2 separate regions of the Homo sapiens genome follow, and region 2 is linked to region 1. The links are chromatin loops, found by intact Hi-C in ENCODE. Cell type or tissue: ovary. All regions are shown on one strand. Each heading gives the region's core, and the rest is flanking DNA. Links, peaks and the distances in the headings are about the cores only.

Evidence for each region. Peaks named below come from ENCODE experiments on the same cell type or tissue, not always from the same donor. Only the 100,000 strongest peaks of a DNase experiment are listed, where the experiment ranks them.
Region 2: a loop joins it to region 1, with 5 times the contacts of the local background. A loop is called at or near these places in 24 of 110 quality-filtered maps.

The regions. Positions count from the first base shown.
Region 1 is chr16:4,959,616-4,971,829 of GRCh38, reverse strand. All of the region lies in intron 2 of SEC14L5 (SEC14 like lipid binding 5), which reads right to left. Among named protein-coding and RNA genes, the nearest start is that of SEC14L5, 7.4 kb to the right of the region's middle. RefSeq lists a silencer at 1,428-1,722 and an enhancer at 1,823-2,322. In ovary, for the core only: no CTCF peak of the experiment used is centred there; no DNase peak of the experiment used is centred there.
Region 2 is chr16:5,020,242-5,032,455 of GRCh38, reverse strand. NAGPA (N-acetylglucosamine-1-phosphodiester alpha-N-acetylglucosaminidase) reads left to right here. Exons shown (of 10, transcript NM_016256.4): 3 at 572-711; 4 at 1,963-2,071; 5 at 3,448-3,576; 6 at 4,271-4,476; 7 at 4,563-4,610; 8 at 5,077-5,178; 9 at 5,258-5,321; 10 at 6,771-7,612. The coding sequence ends at 6,978. Among named protein-coding and RNA genes, the nearest start is that of NAGPA-AS1, 7.4 kb to the left of the region's middle. RefSeq lists an enhancer at 2,810-4,009 and a silencer at 6,754-7,048. In ovary, for the core only: no CTCF peak of the experiment used is centred there; DNase peaks (open chromatin) are centred at 4,358 and 7,040.

The DNA.
Region 1 (12,214 bases), core at 2,589-10,588:
AATGAAAGGAGGAAGGAATGAGTGAATGGCCAGGTGCCAGGGAAATAAAATAGGAAAATGGAACCATCTTTCTATATATCCCTGGGAGATTAAGTCACATAAGTACCGGTCTCCCTAGTCTCAGAGTGAGTGGACCTACATCTACACTCCCAGGGGACATCAGCAGGTGCGCAGCCCAAAGCTCTACCTTCAGAGAGCTAGGTTCTGGAAGATACTTATTGGGCAGGTGAATAAATGAGTAACTCCCCCTCAGTTGTCAGAACAGGGTTTATCCACAGGGATTAAACAATGAATCAGCCATGAACAACAAAGCTGGAGAGGGAGAGTTTTGCCAGTTTTTTTGGTTGTTGTTGTTATTGTTGTTTGTTTTTGAGACAAGGTCTTGCTTTATCACCCAGGCTGGAGTGCAGTGGCAAGATCACGGCTCACTGCAGCCTCGACCTCCTGGCCTCCACTGATCCTCCTGCCTCAGCCTCCCAAGTAGCTGGAATTACAGGCACACATCACCATGCCCAGTTCATATTTTAATTTTTTGTAGAGACAAGGTCTCACTGTGTTGCCGAGGCTGGTCTCTCAAACTCCTAGGCTCAAACAATCCTCTTGCCTTAGCATTCCAAAGTGCTACGATTATAGGCGTAAGCCACCGCCCCTGGCCAGTTTTGCCTGTTTTTAACAAGTTCCCTAACCCATGGCTGCAACAGGACCAAAGTCAGCTAGTTCTTTTTTTTTTTTTTTTTTGGCTCTGTCACCAGGCTGGAGTGCAGTGGTGCAATCTCGGCTCTGTATCCTCCACCTCCCGGTTCAAGCGATTCTCCTGCCTCAGCCCCCCGCGTAGCTGGGACTACAGGCACATACCGTCACGCCCAGCTAATTTTTGTATTTTTAGTAGAGACGGGGTTTCACCATGTTGGCCAGGCTGGTCTCAAAGTCCTGACCTCGTGATCCACCCGCCTCGGCCTCCCAAAGTGCTGGGATTACAGGCACGAGCCACCGCACCCAGCCAGGTCTAGTTCTTACTGGTTCCTACTTCTGCACACTTGGATGTACTTTTGGGCTGGGAAGCCGTGTCCCCTCCACATGAGGACTCACCCTCAGAATGACTGGCCTCTCCGGCACTGGGAGAACGACAGCCCGTGCCACCCATGTGTGCACAAACCCACTGCAGAGTCTCACTCACGTGTCAGGAGCGGGGCCCAGGGACTCCTAGGATCAGCTGGTTCCCCTGATGGCTCCGGGAGGGCGGATGACTTAGCGAGGCCAGCCTAGAGCAGCTTGACATTTACATGGTATGTCAGGATTTTGCGCAGAGGGGAAACACTATTTTAAATTTTCCAAGTGTCTCAGGAATGCCTCCAGACCTCCAACGTCTCTGCTTCCTGGCCCCTGATGACGCTGCCAGCCACTTTCTAACTTGCACTGGGGTCCCATTAAGCTAGTTCACTTCTTTGAGAGACAAGTTCTGCCCCATTGGCCTTTGCATAGGCTAAACCCTGCTTAACATCCCCCACCTCCCCACTCCCTGCTTCCCCGCAACTCTCAGCCTGGCTGGCTCAAATGACCCTCCTATGGCCTCCAGTGGGTCCTTCTTTGTGTTCCTACAATGCCCTGTTTTTCCCCATGATGAATGGTTCTACATGGCATTTGTCTGTCACCCCCTCCCCCAATAGACTATGCTGAGGGCTCGATAAGGGCAGGAACCACATCAAAAGAACCAGATGGGCCAGGTGCAGTGGCTCACGCCTGTGATCCCAACACTTTGAGAGGCAGTCAGTTCACTTGAGCCCAGCAGTTCAAGACCAGCCTGGGCAACATGGTAAAAACCCTTCTATACAAAAGATACAAACATTAGCCTAGCATGGTTGTGTGTGCCTGTAGTCCCAGCTACTTGGGAGGCTGAGGTGGGACAATCGCTTGAGCCTGCAAGGTTGAGGCTGCAGTGAGCTGTGATCGTGCCGCTGCACCCCAGCCTGGGTGACAACCTGAGACCAGTCTCAAAAAAAAAAAAAAAAGGAAAGAAAAAGAACCAGACAAGACAGACACAGTCTTTTCTTCCTGGAGCTTCCCTTAATGAAAAATACCCATATAAACAAGTAAACAAGGAAACAAATGAACAGAATAACAATGCATTTCAAAAAGTACCAGATCAGGCCGGTCACAGTAGCTCACACCTGTAATCTCAGCACTTTGGGAGGCCAAGGTGGGTGGATCACCTGAGGTCAGGAGTTCAAGACCAGCCTGACCAATGTGGTGAAACCCCATCTCTGCTAAAAATGCAAAACTTAGCCGAGCATGGTGGCAGGCACCTGTAATCCCGTCTACTTGGGAAGCTAAGGCAGGAAAATCGCTTGAACCTGGGAGGCGGAGGTTGCCATGCGCGAGATGGCACCATTGCATTCCAGCCTGGGCAACAGAGGAAGACTCTGTCTCAAAAAAAAAAAAGAAAGTACTAGATCAGTGCACATTTGAGCCTCTGACATTGGAGAAAAAAAGAAGTGCTAGGAATCCACCTCGCACAGCCTTCGGCACACAGCAAAAACTCAAAAAATATTTGTGGAATGCACACATGCATGAATGCATAAATAAATGCACACAGAAATGAATGCACGAGGGCCTTACACTTATTTCAGGGCCCTCGGAAATCAGAAGACAACTATGCAGGGCAGTGGATCACCTCTGTTCTCCCAGCGCAAATCAGAGCAGCATTCAAGGTAGAAAACATTGCTTGCCTTAATCTGTTAGCAACAGGATCAGATGACAGGCTCCAGGGAGCTAATTTAAACTCATTTAAATAAGGCCCCGGCCGCTTTGTTAAAACTACCTCCGTAACAGCGAATCCAACTGTAACTGCTTTTGGCCTAAGCCACAATAATTTACCTTCACAGGCTGCTTCTTATTAATAACGCATTGGCTAAATTACAAGCTGTTTAACAATACAACAAGGCCAGGTCTTTAAATATTTTAACATGTAATTGCTGAAGGACAGAACCTTACCTCCGTAACCCTTCCTCCACAGGAAAAGCCTTTTGCTTAGGAAGTTCTACTCCAAGCCATCTTCCTTATTTAGGTTTGCAAAACAGAGATGACCTGACGCTACTGGGCTTTGGAGCCCCACAGGAACACCTGGGCAGTGGCTGGACAAAAGGGGACCAGGTCATTCCTAAAGCCACAGTACTGCTGCTGGTGCACAAATGTTTATGGAAAGTCAAGGCCAGGTACAGTGGCTCACATCTGTGATCCCAGCACTTTGGGAGACCACAGGAGGATGGCTTGAGCCCAGGAATTTCGGACTAGCATGGGCAACATAGGGAGAGCTCACCTCTACAAAAATATTTTTTAAAATTAGCCAGGTGCGGCCGGGCGCCGTGGCCCACGCCTGTAACCCTAACACTTTGGGAGGCCAGGGCAGGCGGATCACCTGAGGTCGGGAGTTCGAGACCAGCCTGACCAATATGGAGAAACCCCGTCTGTGCTAAAAATACAAAATTAGCCTGGCGTGGTGGTGCATGCCTGTAATCCCAGCTACTCGGGAGGCTGAGGTAGAAGAATTGCTTGAACCCGGGAGGCAGAGGTTTCAGTGAGCCGAGATTGCGCCACTGCACTCCAGCCTGGGCAACAAGAGCGAAACTTCGTCTCAAAAAAAAAATTAGCCAGGCGTGGTGGTGAACACCTGTGGTCTCAGCTATTTAGAAGGCTGAGGTGGGAGAATCACTTGACCTCCAGGAGGTCAAGGCTGCAGTGAGCCATGATTGCACCACTGCACTCCAGCTTGAGTAACAGAGCAAGCCCCTGTCTCAAAAAAGAAATATAATAAAATAAAATAGAGAGGGAGAAAGGGAAGGGAAGGAGAGGGGAGGGGAAGGGAGGGGAAGGGGGAGGGGGGGAGGGGAGAGGTGAAGGAAGGAAAGAAGGAAAGGAAGGAAGGAAGGAGGCCAGGTGTGGTCACGCCTGTAATCACAGCACTTTGGGAGGCCGAGGTAGGTGGATCACCTGAGGTCAGGAGTTCAAGTGACCTCAGGGTCACTTGAGGTCAGGAGTTGGAGACCAGCCTGGCCAACATGGTGAAACCCCATCTCTATTAAAAATACAAAAATCAGCCAGGCATGGTGGCGGGCACCTGTAATCCCAGCTACTCAGGAGGCTGAGGTGGGAGAATCGCTTGACCCTGGGAGGTGGAAGTTTCAATGAGCCAAGATTGCACCACTGCACTCTAGTCTGGGCGACAGAGCAACACTCTGTCAAAAAAAAAAAAAAAAAAAAAAAAAAAAAACGAAAGAAAGAAAAGTCAGAGCCAGAATCCGGAAAGTCTGGCTGTGAGCTCTGGCTGTGGGGTCAGATTCCCTGAGTTCAAATCCCAGCTGTGAAATGTAACCCCTAAAATAGATATGTTGAAGTCCTAAGCCCTGGTACCTGTAAATGTGACCTCATTTGGAGAACAGGTCTTTACAAGTAATCAAGTTGAAGCGAGGCCATTGGAGTGTCCTTATAAATCCAATATGACTGGTGTCCTTATAAAAAAACGGAAATCTGGACACAGTGAGTCATTATGTGAGGACTGGAGTTCTGCTGTCCCAAGTCAAGGAACTGTCCGAGGCTGGGAGAGAGGCCAGGAGCAGATCCCCTTCTAGAGCCTCCAGAGGGAGTGTGGGCCTGCCCACACCTTGAATTCAGGCTTCTGGCCTCCAGAACAGTGAGGCAATGAACTTATGTTGTTCTAAGTCACCCGGTTTGTGGCTCTGTGGGACCATAAACACTGGTCACTGAGGGACAGTCTCCTGGACCTTGCTGAGCCTCAATTTCCTCTTCTGCTACAGATCAGGCTGCTATAATGGACCTGCCTCTGAGCTGGCCTAAAGGGCTGGCCACAGGTAGCGCTGAATAAACACTCCCGGGCTTGGCCGGTGTGCCAGGGGCCAGGGCCTGCAGGCTTGGGCTGTATTCTCCCTTGCAGGGTCCCGAAGGGGTAAAGGCATCCTGATGGTAACTGCCTCCGCTGGGACCATGCACTTGGCCCAGACGCCAGCTCAGTAACTTCAGATCCTCCATCCAGCTCTGAAAAATGGTAGAGCTCATAGTTGGGGTGTAAATTGAGGGGCCGAACTGCCTGAAGTTGAGTCCCCACCTGCTACATGTTTGCTTTGGAGCCCTGGATAAGCCTCTCCTTAGTCTCCTCCTCTGTCGAATGGGCTGCCCACAGAACTCATCTCATGGGGTGGCTATGAGGAATTAATAAGTGAATAGACTCAGAGCAGTGTCTGGGGCTGGGCACGGTGGCTCACGCCTGTAATCCCAGCATTTTGGGAGGCTAAGTCGGGTGATTACCTGAGGTCAGGAGTTCCAGACCAGCCTTGCCAACATAATGAAACCCTGTCTCTACTAAAAATACAAAAATTTAGCTGGGCATGGTGGCGGGCACTTGTACTCCCAGCTACTCAGGAGGCTGAGGCAGGAGAATCACTTGAACCCGGGAGGTGAATGTTGCAGTGAGCCGAGACCATGCCACTGCACTCCAGCCTGGGTGACAGAGCAAGACTCCATCTCAAAAAAAAAAAAAAAAAAAAAAAAGAGGCCGGGCGCGGTGGGTCACGCCTGTAATCCCAGCACTTTGGGAGGCAGAGGAGGGCGGATTATGAGGTCAGGAGATTGACACCATCCTGGCTAACACAGTGAAACCCCGTCTCTACTAAAAAATAGAAAAAATTAGCCAGGCATGGTGGCGGAACTTCAGTGCTGTGTATGAGTTTGTTAAATATTTTTAACATTTTTAACATTTTTTTTAATTTTATTTTTTGAGGCAGGGTCTCACTCTGTTGCCCAGGGTGGACTGCAGTAGCAACATCACAGCTCACTGCAGCCTCAATCTCCTGGGCTCAAGTGATCCTCCTGCCTCAGTTTCCCAAGTAGCTGGGACTGCAGGTGTAAACCATCACACCCAGCTAATTGTTTTATTTTTGGTAGAGATGGGGACTCCCTATGTTGCCCAGGCTGGTCTCAAACTCCTCAGCTCAAGCAGTCCTCCTGCTTCGGCCTCCTAAAGTGCTGGGATTACATGCGTGAGCCACCACAACTGGCCTTAAATAAAATTTAAAATAGAATCTTCAAAAACCCATTGAATAACCGGTACCATTCACAATAGAGATTTCTTTTTTTTTTTTTTTTTTTTTTTTTTTTTGAGATGGAGTCTTGCTCTTTTGCCCAGGCTGGAGTGCAGTGGTGCTATCTCGGCTCAGTGCAAGCTCCGCCTCCCGGTTTCACACCATTCTCCTGCCTCAGCCTCCCGAGTAGCTGGGACTACAGGCGCCCGCCACCACACCCGGCTAATTTTTTGTATTTTTAGTAGAGACGCGGTTTCACCGTGTTAGCCAGGATGGTCTCGATCTCCTGACCTCGTGATCCGCCCGCCTCGGCCTCCTAAAGTGCTGGGATTACAGGCGTGAGCCACCGCGCCTGGCCAACAACAGAGATTTATTTGGAAAGAATATGTTCATACAAAAACTTGTGCATAAATATTTATAGCAGCACTATTTATAATAGTCCCCCCAAACTGAAAACAACTTAAATATCCATCAACTAATGAATGATAAAGAAAATGTGGTCTATTCATACACAGTGAAGTATTTATTTAGCCATAAAAACAAGGCAGAATCTATACATGCTAAGATGTGGATGAACCTTAAAAATATTGTACCCTCAGGTGTCTTCTTATCACCAGACACATTCAAGATGTATACGTTAAAGACATATAGCTTTTTATGTGTCAATCACACCTGAATGAGGTAGTTTTAAAAATATATATTATAGTGGCTGGGCACAGTGGCTCACACCTGTAATCCTAGCACTTTGGGAGTCCAAAGTGGGCAGATCACCTGGGGCCAGGAGTTCGAGACCAGCCTGACCAACACGGTGAAACCCCATGTCTACTAAAAATACAAACATTAGCCGGGCGTGGTGGTGCCCATCTGTAATCCCAGCTACTCAGGAGGGTGAGACAGGAGAATCTCTTCAGCCTGGGAGACAAAGGTTGCAGTGAGCCAACATCAGGCCACTGCACCCCAGCTTGGGTGACAGTGAGACCCCGTATCGAAAAAAGAAGAAGAGGTGGGGCACAGTGGCTCACGCCTGTAATCCCAGCATTTTGGGAGGCCGAAGCAGGAAGATCACCTGAGGTCGGGAGTGAAGAAGAAGAATTGGGGAATGTGCTGAGGCCTCGAGCAGAGAGAGAGCCTGTGGGTCTGGTTCTTTTTTTTTTGAGATAGGGTCACACTCTGTCACCCAGGCTGGAGTGCAATGGAGCGAACTCGGCTCCCTGCAACCTGTCTCCCAGGTTCAAGCGATTCTCCTGCCTCAGCCTCCCGACTAGCTGGGATTACAAGCATGCACCACCACACTTAGGTAATTTTGTATTTTTAGGGAAGACGGGGTTTCTCCATGTTGGTCAGGATGGTCTTGATCTCCAAACCTCATGATCCACCTGCCTCGGCCTCCCAAAGTGCTGGGATTACAGGTGTGAGCCACCATGCCCGGCCCTGGTTCTTTACCACCCACTTGAGAAAAGAGACAAATAACCTAGACTCGACTCACAATGGACTGGGCAGAGCATGGCCTTCGGGACTCAGGCGACCTGAGCCACATGGCCTTTGTGTCCTCTATGCAAGGACCTCCACAAAGACACCACCACCCCACACACCTTCTGGGACCCGGGCATTCAAAGGACTGACGGACCCTCTCCAACACTGGATACTCCAGCTGCCTCCATTGTCTTAATTGTTTTTCTCTGTTTACCAAGATAATAAAAGCTCATTGTTTTGAACCCAATGATACGGAATGCTATCAAGAAAGAAAGGAAGGCTGAGCGCAGTGGCTCATGCCTATAATCCCAGCCCTTTGGGAGGCCAGGGTGGGAGGATCACTTGAGCCCAGGAGTTCAAGACCAGGCTGGGCAACATAGTGAGACCTCATTTCTATAAAAGTATTTATAAATTTTTATATAGTAGAATTTAAAAACTAGCCGGGTATGGTGGTGCATGCTTGTACTCCCAGCTAAGGCTGTACTCTGGAGACTAAGGCAGGAGGATGGCTTGAGCCCAGGAGTTCAAGGCTGCAGTGAGCCATGATTGCATCACTGCACTCCAACCTCAGCAACAGGGCGAGACTCTGTCTCAAAAAGAAAGAAAAAAGGGAGCAAAAGCCTGGGCCCAGTGGCTCGCGCCTCTAATCCCAGCACTTTGGGAGGCCAAGGCGGGCGGAACACTTGAGGTCAGGAGTTCAAGACCAGTCTGGCCAGCATGGTGAAACCCCGTCTCTACTAAAAATACAAAAATTAGTCAAGTGTGGTAGCACATGCCTGTAATCTCAGCTACTCAGGGGGCTGAAGCAAGAGAATCACTTGAACCCAGAAGGCGGAGGTTGCAGTCAGCCAAGATCATGCCACTGCACTCCAACCTAGATGACAAAGCGAGCGAGACTCCATCTTAAAAAAAAAATAGTTGGGAGGAGGAAAGATACCCTAGAATCCTTCTCTTTAGAAGCAAAATTCGTGGGAAGGGATTTGGAGAGAAATCTCTGTTTATTTGACTAGATAAATTTTTTAAGTGAGAGTATTAATTTTTAAAAATGTTTAAAGCCAGGTCTAGAAAGGTTACCTCAAAGCACAATTTTGTAATCAATTACTCAAGCCCAATTTCAGTCATTTGTGTCATTGTCAGTGGAGTTTTGAAGAAGCTAGGAGCATTTTGATTCTGAAGTCAGTTTTGTTAAACAGAAAAACTGAAAGGCCAGCTTTTCTGGTCACTCGGATGCAGTGAAAATAGCTGAGTTCATCTGAAACTTCCCCGGCATCTGACCCAATCTGAGGGCAAGTGTTTAACTGCGAAACAAAGACGAACATTAAGCATAGAAAACCCCTTTTGTGCTTCCACAGTGTGCAAGTTACGTTGAGTTATGCAGCTATTTTGGGGACAATAATGTTTTGTAAACAGTCGGCAAAGTGGCTTTGTTGGCAGTGTTGCTGTGGCTTGGGACCATTTCACAGACAAGGACTGTATGGAAGATAGAATGACAGGGTTGTGGCAGTCCCTCTGGAAAATACAAATGACTTAAATTAACGCAGGTACAGATAAGGAAGTTTTTTTTTTTTTTTTTTTTTTGAGACAGAGTTTCACTCTTCCCCCAGGCTGGAGTGCAATGGCACGATCTCGGCTCCCTGCAACCTCCGCCTCCCGGGTTTAAGCGATTCTCCTCTCTCAGCCTCCCGAATAGCTGGGATTACAGGTGCTTGCCACCATACCCAGCTAATTCTTGTATTTTTAGTAGAGACAAGGTTTTACCATGTTGGCCAAGCTCGTCTCGAACTCCTGACCTGAGGTGGTCCGCCCGCCTTAGCCTCCCAAAGTGTTGGGATTACAGGCATGATCCACCATACCTGGCCACAGATAATATAGATTTGAAAGCCTTTTTTTCACTCTACCCACAGGTGTCAGTACCTAGAGACTCAACAGCGAAGGGAGTAAATGGAGCCGTGCCTTCATTTGTGGAACCTGAAGCTTACAAAATATGTTTAACATACCCAATACAGGCAATGCGAGTACATTACTAGTGCTATTCATATAGTTTTTCTGTTGTTTTTGTTTTCTTTTCTTTTTTTCTTTTTCTTTTTTTTTTTTTTTTTGAGACAGAGTCTCGCTCTGTTGCCCAGGCTCGAGTGCAGGACTGTGTGTCCAGTCCTGTCTTATTCTATGAATAAGCACCCAGCCCCCATTTTCTTGATTTGTGAAATGGGGATGACTGTATGCCTATATGCGCCTCATAAGGTTGTCATGAAGATGAAAAGTGATTGTGTGTGTGTGTGTCTGTTTGCCTCGCACAGGGCCCAGTCCTACCAAGTGACAATAAGTGGTCGATAAACATAAATAATCACCCTTAGTTTAAGGCTCTGGCAGCTCACATGTTCTAAGACCCAAGCACTTGTTCATTCATTCATAAGAAGAGAGAAACTGTCCCCACCCTTCTCTGACAGTCCAAGGACCCATGGTTCTCTGCCATGAATCTGAGACACATTAACTATAGGATGGAAAACCATCTACTGCATGTGCTTAATAAATTCCAACTTAATTTGTCACGTTTAGGGTTCTGAAAATATTTACAATCATTGCACTTGAAAATAAGCCATGCCCATGAATATAGCACTTAAGGCTATATGAATAGGGGCCGGATGCAGTGAGTCACCCCTGTAATCCCAGCACTTTGGGAGGCCGAGGCTAGTGGATCACTTGAGGTCAGCAGTTCGAGACCAGCGTGGCCAACGTGATGAAACCCCGTCTATACTGAAAATACAAAAATTACCTGGGCATGGTGGTGTGCATCTGTAATCTCAGCTACTCAGGGGGCTGAGGCACGAGAATGGCTTGAACCTGGGAGGCAGAGGTTGCAGTGAGCCAAGATGGCACCACTGCACTCCAGTCTGGGCAACAGAGTGAGACTCAGTCTGGAAAAAGTAAAAGAAAATGGGGCTCAGAAAAGTTCAGCAACTTTGTTGTTGTTGTTGTTGCTGTTGTTGTTGTTGAGACGGAGTCTCGCTCTGTCACCCATGCTGGAGTGTTGCGGCGCAATCTCGGCTCTCTGCAACGTCTGCCTCCTGGGTTCAAGAGATTCTCCTGCTTCAGCCTCCCGAGTAGATGGGACTACAGGTGCGCGCCACCACGCCCGGCTAATTTTTCTTGTATTTTTAGTTGAGTTGGGGTTTCACCGTGTTACACGGGATTGTCTTGATCTCCTGACCTTGTGATCCACCCACCTCGGCCTCCCAAAGCGCTGGGATTACAGGTGTGAGCCACTGCACCCGGCTTAAGTTCAGCAACTTTCTAAAAACATACAACCAGAGCATGGCAGAGCACAGCAGAACCCTAAAGCATCTGAATTCACGTCCCTGGATCTCTTCACCATCCCCTGGTGTTCCACTCCCATTACGCAGAAGCAAAGTCACTCAGGCACTTGCAAAAACAGTAACGATCATAGCTGGATCTCAGTGAGCATTTGATCTGCGTCAGCCCCGTACCAGGAGCTTTATACACATTGACTCATTTAATCCACAGCATGACACCAGGATTTGGAAGCCAGGAGATTCCCATTGGTGATGGGGAGTGGAGGCTCATGGAGGTGAAGTGACTTGCCCCACAGTCACTCAGCTCGTCAATTGGGGAGCTAGAATATGACCCTAAGCCAGTTCCTGCCTCTTTGCTGTCCTAGAACCATCTGCCTGTAACAGCACAAGGTATGTGGATGATTTTGGTGATGCTTTTAAATCCTCTGTGTGACAATAAACATATACGCATGTAGATTCATAGAATAAGACAGGACTGGACACACAGGCACACACAGCCACCAAGAGATATGAAAGTCCCTGGATAGAAGGCTGGGGTTAAGCAGTCAGTGCTGGGGTGGGACAGATGGGGGTGGATGCTAATGTTTCTTACACTTTCAATACATTAATTTACAAGACTTCGGTGTAATAACAGCGACAGCATATTTTGTGAGCTCCTACTGTGTGCCCGGCACACAGCAAGGAGCACCAAGAACTATCTCATTTACTCCTCCCCGCAACCTTGTAGCATTGTCCCCATGTTACTGAGCAGGGAAGTGAAGTGCTCAGAGGCAGAGGGATGCAGCCAAGAAGGAATTCCACATCCACCTATGTCCAGCTTCTGCCCCCAGGGTGAAAAGACCAGTGATCCTGGGGGCCAAGGATCTGGCAGCCAATTCTAGGCCTCCAACTGACTTGCTGCACAACACAGAGTACATCACAAAGCAAACCTACCCACTCATTCTCTCTCTCGTCCCAGTGTCAGCTTCCTTAAAGGGGAGGGAAGGGGGTCTGTGAGCAGAAGGAGGGCTCTGTGGTCAAATGTGAGGTTCTAGAGTCTCCTTTGTGGGGATCTCAGCCCCGACTCCACCTCTGCGTAGATACAGAACTTAGTGTCATCCCTTCACCTGTCAAAGCCTCAGTTTCATGGAGGTTACATGGGAAAATAACAGCTATCGGGAATTGGAAGAAACATCATCTGTTAAGACAGTGCTGTAAACATTCAATAAACAGCTGTTGTCATTATCACCACCATTCCATTTATCACTGTGATATGCCATTATATGAAATGACAGCAGTGGCTTGGCCCCTGATACCTTTGTTTTCTATCAGGAGAGTCTAAAGTAAGGGAGCAGGTCA
Region 2 (12,214 bases), core at 2,310-10,309, 61 kb before region 1:
TCGAACTCCTGACCTCAAGTGATCCACCCACCTCAGCCTCCCAAAGTGCTGGGATGACAGGTGTGAGCCACCACGCCCTGGCAAGATTGATGATTTGAATTATTTAAAATTATCTTAAAAATTATTTGAGTCTCAAAAAAAAAGTATTTGTTGATGATAAAGCTTGTTCTGATCCTGAGTGGGACCAGGTGGGAGAGAGCAGTGGAGAAACAAGGAAGCCAATGAAGGGCCGTAACAGGGATCAAGTGGTAGTTGGGCTGGGTATGGCCTGGGGATTGAGGGCCATAGATGGATTTGAGCTCTGTTGGGGGATGGTCATTTCTGTTAAATGAAACAGACTGTTTGCAAAGGCTTGTGGGGATTGTATTGTCAGAACCCTGTCCAGCTTCAGCTCTGACAACAGGGAGATTCCTAGGGCTGTTAAGTTGTCCCAGCTACACTCAGGCCCCAGGAGGTTCCTGGGGCATGAGGGGGAATCTAGCAGCCAGGTTGGGATGGCTAGGGAGAAAGAGCCTGACTATCTGCAGTTGCCCCTGCTGGTGAGTGAGCTTCCCACCTTCCCCGGATCCAGGTACCTGTCTGAGGAGGAGGTGCTGGACACTGAGAACCCATTTGTGCAGCTGCTGAGTGGGGTCGTGTGGCTGATTCGTAATGGAAGCATCTACATCAACGAGAGCCAAGCCACAGAGTGTGACGAGACACAGGAGACAGGTTGGATGGGGAGGCTGTTGGCAACAACCCTCTCGAGAACCAGGACCAGTGGGCTGGGCGGAGCTGTTCTTAAGTCTTTCAACAAGTATTGAGCAGCTACTTTGTGCCCAGCACTATTCTGGGTACTGGGGATTCATGGGGAGGAAGATAGGCTTATATTGAATATATAGGACAAAAAATAGTTATAGAATATGCTGAAAAGAATTGATAAGTGCTCAGAAACAAAAATAAAGTTAGGGGAAAGGGGAGAGATGGGGACCGGAGCTGTGGGTACAGGAAGAGAAAAGTGAAGAGAAAAAAATCTTCATGGACCTGCAACATCGGCGTGGCCCAGGAGCTTGTTTCAAAGCCCCACACCCTCAGACCTGCAGAATCAGAGGCAAGGCCCAAGAGTCTATGTTTTAACGGGCCTCCATGGTGACTCTGACCGACACTCAAGGTTGAGAACCACTGGGATGCAGAATACTGGGATGGGGACAGGATACCATGACCATTTTAGAGTGGGCAGTAAGCTAGGTGTGGTGGCTAACACCTATAATCCCAGCACTTTGGGAGGCCGAGGCGGGAGGATCGGTTGAGCCCAGGAGTTCAAGACCTGCCTGGGCAACATAGTGAGACCTATCTCTACAAAAAAAAAAAATACAAAAATTAGCCAGGCATGGTGGTGTGTGCCTGTAGTCCCAGCTACTTGGGAGGCTGAAGCATGAGAATTGCTTGAACCTGGGAGGTGGAGGTTGCAGTGAGCTGAGATCATGCCACTGCACTCCAGCCCGGGCAACACAGCGAGACTCTTTGTCTCAAAAAAAAAAAAAGAGTGGGCGGTCAAGGAAGGCCTCACTAAGGAGGTGATCTGACAAAGGAGCAAGCTAGAGAAAAGCACAGTTCCCAGCCAGAGGGAACAGGAAGTGCAAAGTGGCTGCAGGGTGGTGAGGGGACACCCAGGAGCTGAGGCAGGAGGAGGAAGAGGCTGGGGAGGGCATGCTGGCTCTTTGGATTTTGTTCTAAGAACAGGGGAAACCATTAGAGGGTCTTCACCTGGAGGCTGGCATAGCTTGGTTTACCTGTAAGAAGAGACCCCCCGGCTGCCCTGGGGAGACTGGGATGTGCAGAGGGGAGGCAGGGAGACGAGCAAGGAGGCTGCTGTGCTTCCCAGGGAGGTACCAGGTAGCTCAGACCAGTGGGAAGTGGAGTTAGGCAAGAAGCAGGAGGCCTCCCAAGGGGCGGTGATCAGCCAGGCTGCTTTTCCTTCAGGTTCCTTTAGCAAATTTGTGAATGTGATATCAGCCAGGACGGCCATTGGCCACGACCGGAAAGGGCAGCTGGTGCTCTTTCATGCAGACGGCCAAACGGAGCAGCGTGGGTGAGTCCTGGGAGCTGAGGCCCCCCGGCCGGGGCTCAGTCCTGCTAGGAGGAACGTTGACCCAATGACAGCCACCCTCTGACTCTACCTGCTTTCTGGGATGTTGACACCTATCTGTCCCCCCTCCCAGGGCCCCCTCACCTTCCCACAGGATGAGGGTTCTGAGATCTTTGCCGATTCCAAGAACTCATCATCTTCAGCTTTAGGCCTCACCTTTCCTGAACCCTAGATAGGATACAAGGAAATGGTCACAAAGTGAGCAGGGAGAAGATCTTGGTTCCAATCCCAGCTTAGCCATCGATGACTTGTCTACCCACCTATGCCGTAGACAAGTCCCTCGGCCTCCCTGAGCCTCATTTCTAGCCCCTGTAAAGAGAGTGTTTTGGTTTGCTCTGGTTGCATAACCAGCACAAATTTAGCAACACTCAGCAGGGAATGTTCTTTTGTTTGTTTGTTTCTTTGAGACAGGGTCTTACTCCGTCGCCCAGGCCAGAGTGCAGTGGTGCAATCTCAGCTCACTGCAACCTCTACCTCTCAGGTTCAGGTGATCCTCCCACCTTAGCCTCCCAGGTAACTGGGATTACGGGCACCCGCCACCACACCCAGCTAATTTTTGTATTTTTAGTAGAGATGGGGTTTCATCATGTTGGCCAGGCTGGTCTCGAACTCCTGACCTCAGGTGATCCATCTACCTCGGCCTTCCAAAGTGCTGGAATTAACAGGCGTGAGTCACCGCACCTGGCTAATTTTTGTATTTTTAGTAGACACAGGGTTTCATCATGTTGGCCAGGCTGGTCAACTTGGAATGTTCTATGTTCAGGGTGTCCCATGGACAAAACCAAGATGCTGGTTAGGCAGGGCTCTTCTCTTATCTGGAAAGAATCCTCTTGTTTAGGTTGTTGGAAGAATCCCCGTCGCCTCCTCAGTTGTGACTGAGGTCTTGGTTTCCCTGCTGGCCGCCATCTGGGGCCTCAGCTCCTTCAAGCTGCCCAGGTTCCTTCCCATGTGTGTCCTCTCCCCCAGTTGTCCGGCCACCCTCTCATCCCCCTCGTATTTCAAATCTCACTTCCTATTCTGTCACCAGCCAGAGAAGGCTCTCTGTGTTGAACACTCCTGTGATTCCAGTGGCTGCACCCAGATCCTCCGGGCCGTTTCCCCTCCCTTAAGGATTCCTATGCCATGTAACAGCACAGGCATGGGTGTGATCTCACGTGTTCACAGCTTCCGGGGGCTAGGATGAGACATGCTTGGGGGCGGGGGCCACTTAGAAATGTGCCTGCACTGTGGGCGTGATGCTCTGCACTGTGGAAGGAAAAGGAGTTAAATGAGAAATGATGGTGGGCGCTGAGCCTGAGCAGCGCCGCTTTGTGCCGCAGCATCAACCTGTGGGAAATGGCGGAGTTCCTGCTGAAACAGGACGTGGTCAACGCCATCAACCTGGATGGGGGTGGCTCTGCCACCTTTGTGCTCAACGGGACCTTGGCCAGTTACCCGTCAGATCACTGGTAAGCACGTGAGAGCCGCCTTCGTGAGGGCTGAAGTCCAGGTCTGCCCCAGCCTGTCTCATTCAGCCAATATTGAGTGCCTGCTATGTGCCAGGCCCCGGGGGTTCAAGAGAGCAGAAATTGCTGCAGTCCCTCCCCCAGGATGCCAGTACTACCCAGGCCTAGGAGCAGGGTCAGTTGGTCAGCAAAGACCTCCCTGAGGATGACAGAATAAGAACTGAGATCTGAAGGAGGTGGTAGCTGGGTGGGGGTGGGAGAGCCTTCCGGGCAGAGGGCACCACATGTGAAAGGCCCAGGGCTGGGAGGGATTGTAGGGAGCGGAGGAACCTATAAAAGACTGGAGAGGGCTGGGCACAGGGGCTCACGCCTGGAATCCCAGTGCTTTGGGAGGCCGAGGTGGGAGGTTCGCTTGGGCCCAGGAGTTTAAGACCAGTGTGGGCAACATAGACCCTGTCTTTATGAAAAAATAAAAAAAAATTAGGCAGGCGTGATGGTGCACACCTTACGGTTACAGCTGCTCAGGAGGCTCGGGTGGAAGGATCGCAATACCTCATCTCAAAAATAGATAGACGCCATCTTGTAGGTAGGTAGGTAGACAGGTGAGAATGGAGAGAGGGGTGGTTGGGGGCAGCCTGGAGGGAGTTGAGGGGCCGTCTGGGGGTGTCCTCTCCTCACACATCACATCCCTCTACAGCCAGGACAACATGTGGCGCTGTCCCCGCCAAGTGTCCACCGTGGTGTGTGTGCACGAACCCCGCTGCCAGCCGCCTGACTGCCACGGCCACGGGACCTGCGTGGACGGGCACTGCCAATGCACCGGGCACTTCTGGCGGGGTCCCGGCTGTGATGAGCTGGACTGTGGCCCCTCTAACTGCAGCCAGCACGGACTGTGCACGGAGAGTGAGTGGGGGTTCTGGGGAGGGGGCTCTGCCCAGCCCTGCCTTGCCCTAGGCCCTCACCTGGCCTCCCCGGTCTTGTCTCGGCAGCCGGCTGCCGCTGTGATGCCGGATGGACCGGGTCCAACTGCAGTGAAGGTAGGAGCTGCCACGCCACTAGCGGATGGGGAGACGGTGGCCCCCGGCAGCCCCCACTGCTCCTCTGCTGCTTCTGTCTCCACCTTCTGGTCTGGGAAATGCTTGCCTCTTGTCTTCTGCCCCGGCCTCACCTGCACATCACTGTGTGACTCCCCTGTGGCTGCTGCGGCCCGTTCCACAAAGGGCTCGGCTAAAACAAGGGTCCCCGGGCTCTGGCTCCAGGGCCCACCTCAAATCCAGCACGGTCTTATCTTGAGATCCTAACTGCAGTGCCTCTGTAGAGATTCTGCTTCCAAATAAGGTCACGTTCAGGGGCTAGTCCAGGGAGGGCAGGGGGTGCTTCACCTTTAGCCCGGCTCTGTACACATGGGCAGGGGCAGGTATCCTGTCCTGTCGAGAAAGGCTCTGACACTGGAGGCCCCAACCTTTCTCCTCCCTCCTCCCTCCTCCCATCTCCTTTCCATAGAGTGTCCCCTTGGCTGGCATGGGCCGGGCTGCCAGAGGCCTTGTAAGTGTGAGCACCATTGTCCCTGTGACCCCAAGACTGGCAACTGCAGCGTCTCCAGAGGTACCTATCCCTCCAAGGGGAGGGGTATGGGCAGACGCTCCTGCTCCGGCCCCTTCAGCCTGTCTCTGGTATGTTACAGTAAAGCAGTGTCTCCAGCCACCTGAAGCCACCCTGAGGGCGGGAGAACTCTCCTTTTTCACCAGGTAGGTGCTTCTGTGGGAGCTGGGGCCAGGGCGGGAGGAATCCCCCTTCTCTCCCGCACCCTTCCCCTGTGAGGTCCATCTCTGCCCTTGTCCCCTGCCAGCTCCCTGCCTTAGAGGAAGCGGGACCAGCTCTCCCCACTGTCTGCTTTGGGGACCCTGGAGCAGAGCCCAGGGCCTTCGAGTGCCCAGCCTCTGTTGTCAGCATCCCCCACTGGAGCTCAGAATGCAAACTGGGCTAGATGAGATCCCAGGGTGGGGGCAGGAGGTTTCCTCATTCTGTCACCCAGGCAGAAGTGCTGTAGTACAGTCAGCTCACTGCGATCCTCCCGCCTCAGCCTCCCAAGTAGCTAGGACGACAGGCACGTGCCCCCATGCCCGGCTAATTTTATTTCTTACTGTTTTTTAGAGATAGGATCTCACTATTTTGCACAGACGAGGTGCACAGTCCTGGGCTCAAGTGATCCTCCCACCTTGGCCTCCCAGCCCCCATGCCCAGCATCCAGCTGTGTTTTATTTGGCTTACATAATTTTTAAAAAGTTAAAATATATCAGCAGCATCTAAAAATCAGTAACATTCACATTTTTTTAAACTTTTTTTTTTGAGACGGGGTCTCACTCTGTTGCCTAGGCTGGAGTGCAGTGGTGCGATCTCAGCTCACCACAACCTCCGCCTCCTGGGTTCAGGCAATTCTCCTGCCTCAGTCTCCTGAGTAGCTGGGATTACAGGTGCCCGGCTAATTTTCATATTTTTAGTAGAGACAGGATTTCGCCATGTTGGCCAGGCTGGTCTTGAACTCCTGACCTCAAGTGATACGCCCGCCTAAGCCTCACAAAGTGCTGGGATTGCAGGCATGAGCACCACGCCCAGCCTTAAAAACCTTTTTAATGGCTTCTCTTAAAATATCAGGCCAGGCGTGGTGGCTCACGCCTGTAATCCTAGCACTTTGGGAGGCCGAGGCAGGTGGATCACTTGAGGTCAGGAGTTCAAGACCAGCCTGGCCAACATGGTGAAACCTGGTCTCTACTGAAAATACGAAAATTAGCCAGGCGTGGTGATTCGAGCCTGTAGTCCCAGCTACTCGGGAGTCCAAGGCAGGGGAATCGTTTGAAGCCAGGAGGCGGAGATTGCAGTGAGCTGAGATCATGCCACTGCACTCCAGCCTGGATGACAGGGCGAGACTCTGTCTCAAAAAAAAAAAAAAAAAATCAGGAGATGGGGCAGCACGGACCTGCATTGTACGTCATGACTGCCTCTGCTGTTCCCTGCACATGTCTTAAATGTTGCCCCATCCCCACCTAGTCCATTTTGCTCATAACATTCCCTGTGTGGTCCCTGGAGGCACCTGATTTAGTGCTATCTATGCCGGGTAGAGGGAAGCCCCTCCAGTGCTACCCAAGCCCTGAGCCCACCCAGCAGTCCCCCACTTGGGGCTTCTCTCCTGTCTGCAGGACCGCCTGGCTAGCCCTCACCCTGGCGCTGGCCTTCCTCCTGCTGATCAGCACTGCAGCAAACCTGTCCTTGCTCCTGTCCAGAGCAGAGAGGAACCGGCGCCTGCATGGGGACTATGCATACCACCCGCTGCAGGAGATGAACGGGGAGCCTCTGGCCGCAGAGAAGGAGCAGCCAGGGGGCGCCCACAACCCCTTCAAGGACTGAAGCCTCAAGCTGCCCGGGGTGGCACGTCGCGAAAGCTTGTTTCCCCACGGTCTGGCTTCTGCAGGGGAAATTTCAAGGCCACTGGCGTGGACCATCTGGGTGTCCTCAGCCCCTGTGGGGCAGCCAAGTTCCTGATAGCACTTGTGCCTCAGCCCCTCACCTGGCCACCTGCCAGGGCACCTGCAACCCTAGCAATACCATGCTCGCTGGAGAGGCTCAGCTGCCTGCTTCTGGCCTGCCTGTGTCTGCTGCCGAGAAGCCCGTGCCCCCGGGAGGGCTGCCGCACTGCCAAAGAGTCTCCCTCCTCCTGGGGAAGGGGCTGCCAACGAACCAGACTCAGTGACCACGTCATGACAGAACAGCACATCCTGGCCAGCACCCCTGGCTGGAGTGGGTTAAAGGGACGAGTCTGCCTTCCTGGCTGTGACACGGGACCCCTTTTCTACAGACCTCATCACTGGATTTGCCAACTAGAATTCGATTTCCTGTCATAGGAAGCTCCTTGGAAGAAGGGATGGGGGGATGAGATCATGTTTACAGACCTGTTTTGTCATCCTGCTGCCAAGAAGTTTTTTAATCACTTGAATAAATTGATATAATAAAAGGAGCCACCAGGTGGTGTGTGGATTCTGAATCATGGACTTAGGTCACTGCTAGGGCTTAGCAGGTGTGGCTTATCCTGAAACAGAAGTCACAACGGCATCCTGGAGCCAAGTCCTGTTCCCTGCTTGTTTAATCCAGTGCTTATCAAACTTTAATATGCCACAGGTCACGAGGAGATCTTGTTAAAATGCAGATTTGGGCCTGGGGTGAGGCCAGCAATTCTGCGTTTCCAACAAGCTCTCTGACGATGCTGATGCTTCAGGTCCCCAGACCACACTTCTTGTCTTTCTTAGAAACAGGGTCTCGCTCTGTTGCCCTGGCTGGAGTGCAATGGCACGATCTCGGCTCACTGCAATTTTGACCTCCTGGGCTCAAGTGATTCTCCCACCTCAGTCTCTCAAGTAGCTGGGACTATAGGCACATGCCACCATGCCCAGCTAATTTTTAAAATTTTTTTTGCAGAGAAGGGGTGTCACTGAGTTGCCCAGGCTGGTCTCAAGCTCCTGGCCTCAAGTCAACCTCCTGCCATGGCCTCCCAAAGTGCTGAGATTACAGGTTCGAGCCACTGCGCCTGGCCCCTGACCATAATTTGAATGACCAGGGCTTAGTTTTTCCTCACAGTATTTTTATAGAATTTAAATTAGTTACCCATGTTTAAAAGTCAAGAGATTTTAAAATAAATAAGGGCGGGGGTGCAGTGGCTCACGCCTGTAATCCCAGCACTTTGGGAGGCTGAGGTGGGCGGATCACCTGAGGTCAGGAGTTCGAGACTAGCCTGGCCAACATGGCAAAACCCCGTCTCTACTAAAAATACAAAACAGGCATGGTGGTGGGAGCCTGTAATCCAGTTACTCAGGAGGCTGAGGCAGGAGAATCGCTTGAACCCGGAAGGTGGAGGTTGCAGTGAACTGAGATCGCACCGCTGCACTCCAGCCTGGGCAACAGAGCAAGACTCCATCTCAAAAAGTCCAGAGATTGACAAAAATTCCAGCTTGCTGGTTTCTCTTTAAAGATCTGGCAGCCCTGGTGGGCGCCTGCACAAGTCACCAGGCCAGCTCAGATTCAGGGAGAAGGGAAACGGGCTCTGCCTCTTAAAAAGGAGCTGCAAAGTCAGGCGCCTTAGAGTCATTCAGGTGTATTCCTAAGAGCAGTTCCCAAGCCTGGCTGCAGATCCTGGAATCTACAGGGATCACTCTCAGTCTGACGCCACGGCCACGATGATGGCCATGATGACCATCCTGAAATGACCCTTGGCCTGAGAACCATGACCTCTGAGGGGACATCTCTGTTGTGCTGGCGGCTAAGTTGGAAAAGTGACAGTCCTGTGCACTGGAATCCAGGCCCAGAGGCAGCAGTACCTGAAGAGGGCCTGTCACAGCAAAGTTAGAGGGGTCCCAGGTCAGGTGACTCAAACATGCCAAGCGGTGTGAGTCCTGTGGCCCCTGGAATTTTTTTTTTTTTTTTTTTTGAGACAGTCTCATTTTGTTCCCCAGGCTGGAGTGCAATGGTGCAACCTCGGCTCACTGCAACCTCTGCCTCCCGGGTTCAAGCGTTTCTCATGCCTCAACCTCCCAAGTAGCTGGGATTTCAGGCATGCACCACCATGCCTGGCTAATTTTTGTATTTTTAGTAGAGGCGGGGTTTCACTATGTTGGCCAGGCTGGTCTCGAACCCTTGGCCTAAAGTGATCCACCCGCCTGGGCCTCCCAAAGTGCTGGGATTACAGGTATGAGCTGCCGCACCCAGCCTGTAATTTCTTTTTAATTTGTCATTGTGTTATTGATTTTCTTTGCCTGCCCGACATCCAGTCTCTCTTCTAGCAACAGCCCTGTCTTAGGCTAGGATTCCCCAGATGCAGAAACTAAGACAAGGAGGTGAGAGCAAGTACTTTATTGGGGAGGCGGCCCCAGGAAGCACTGGTAGAGGACAGGGAGGGAAGGCAGCCTGTGCAGAGTGCAGGAGTGAGCAAGTCTATACTGTAGGCAACAGGGGCTCAATCCTGCTGGGGGCCTCTGGGACAGTTGGTAGAACAGGTCTTGGTTGCACCACACAAGGGCGAGGAAGCTGGGGTATTTATCAGCCAACACCCATTCATCATTGGTTGAGGGCCGCTCCTGGGGGTTGACTCCCTGGCAGTGCCAGTCTGCCCTACCCAGAGACCGAATGTGCCCTGGCAACCACAGGGAGCTGTGGGAAAGTTGCAACATCTTGTGACCTGAAGCCTTCCATGGTAATGAGAGTGCCCGGGGAGGTGGCCACTTCTGCCTCCTGCTCCACGTCCTATCTAAGGTCTGCCGTCCAAAATCTAAATGCCTGAGCCCCAAAATGTGCCTCTCCTGTAACAGTACAAGTGTCACACGTTTTGGGTTGCCGGAGACCCCAAAACCCAGGAGCCCTGGCTGTGAGCCTCTAGCGTGTTGCTATCAGGGTAGTACCTCTCCCCCATTCTCCATCCAGGTGGTTTGGGTGGCACTGTCTTCTCACCCCAAGTTGCAGGTGGGCCTGAGAGATTGGTCCAGAGTTAGGCACCTGCCCCGGGTCAGCCCGTCAGAGCCCATCGTGGAACTTCTGCTGCAGCTGGAAGAAGAAACTCTCTCTGCTGGGACTGTCTAACTTCCAAGGTTAGACACAAGGAGGGCCACAAGGTGGGCCAAGGTGGGCCACAAGGAGGAGGAACGGAAACCAACTCTTCTCCAGTGTGGAGAAGACCTGATCAGAACCAAGAGATGGAGCGGGTGAGCCAGTGTGGAAAACGACTAGACTGAGGGTGTTGGGGTGGGGGTGGGGGGACATGATTTGAATGCCTGGATCCAGCTATACCTGAAGCCAGCCAGATCATTCTTGGACTTCCGAATTACATGAACCCATAAATTCCCATTTTTTGCTTGAGGCAATTTGTATTGGGTTTTGGGGTCTCCGGCAACCCAAACGTGTGACACTTGTATTGTTACAGGAGAGGCACATTTTGGGACTCAGGCATTTAGATTTTGGACGGCAGACCTTAGATAGGACATGGAGCAGGAGGCAGAAGTGTCTGAGATTCCAGTACCAACCTATGGTGCTGGTGGGGACACAAATATACAAGAGCTAAAGTCATCAAACTGCAGGCAAGCCGGCTGGGGATTCATGTGCTCCGATCCCAGCAGCATAAGGGTCCCCTCCCCCACCCACAGTAGTGACTCAAGACCCCCAGGCACAGGCACGGTGGTCTTGGACTGCACACTGAAGTCTCTGCAGCTCAACTGGGAACCCTGAGAGTTCCACATGCTGGGCCATCGCCATGGTGACACGTCTCAGCTTCTGGGGTGCTCTGCACAGAACTTTAGTATTCGGAAAGACCCCAGAAAGGTTCCCATCCTGGCGTCAATGGGTGGGCTTTCAAGGACTCTTTGGGGCCCCAAAACAAATGAAATTCGTGTGTGTGTCCTGAGTTCTCATGGGATTCTCCAAGCAGTCTGTGTCCGGAAAAAAAAAAAAATCCTGGCTTAGAGGTTTCAAATTGTGCTTTTTGCCAGCTTGGGCAACATGGCCCCGCCGCTACAAAAAAATACAAGAATTAGGCATGGTGGCGCACACCTGTGGTTCCAGCTACTTGGGGCTGAGGTGGGAGGGTCGCTTGAGCCCGGCAGGTTGAGGCTACAGTGAACCATGATCATGCCACCGCACTCCAGCCTGGGTGACAGAGTGAGACCCTGTCTCAAAAAAAAATGTGACTTTTGGGGATCCGCATTCCTCCAAAATGCCTTGTTGGGGGCTGGGCACTAAGGGAGGCAGGGAAGTGAGAGGGAGAAGTTGGTAGCCACAGCCTCTGACATCCCTGGAGGCCCTGGGCTCCCTTCCTCCCAGGCCCTACCCCAGCTCCCACTGCAGCTGCTTGCGTCCAACCTGGCTCCGCAGAGGTCCCAGGGGTCTGTGCCCCAAGAACTGATCCCAGAGGCAGCCTCTGGGCCACAGGGAGCCCTGGGCATGTTTTGCTCGCTCTGGGTCCAGGCCCCAGGAGGCCTCCAAGGAAAGCGCTGTGGCTGAGACAGGCATCAGCAGGGCCCCACAGCTCAGGCCTGATCCCAGCTCCCGCCCACCCTCCGGAGCTCCATCTTCCCCCACAGGGCTGTTCTTTCTCGATACCCGCCGCACCCACGAGTCAGCTGGCTGTTCCTTTGAAACCCGCCACCCACAGTTCCAGAGAAATCCACGGAAGAGTCACCGCCCATGAACACACGCAAGTGCAAGCCGCCTCCTCTCCCCTGACGAGCTGTGCTGGGCAGGGCTGGGGAGCAGAAGCTGGGTGGACAGATGGCCCTCGTGCCATCACACAAAACACCACACCTGCTCTGCTCTCACAAATGACAACCCCAGCCACCAGCTCCAAAACGACGAAGGCTTTTCAGAGTCCCAGGATCTGTGTGGCAGCCAGCTCCACTCTCCGTGCCCCAAGAGAGCTCACGGGAAGGACAGGTGGCACCCTGGACAGGGTTCATCACAACCTTCTGACGTCAGGACTGTGGCTGTTTTGGGATGCAGCTCTCCAGGACACCAGGTCTGGCACTTTGGTAAAACCCCAGGGGGAGGGCAGGGCAGCCCAGGAGAGATGGGCACCAGGGATTTTCATATCTGTTTAATGCAGATATAACTG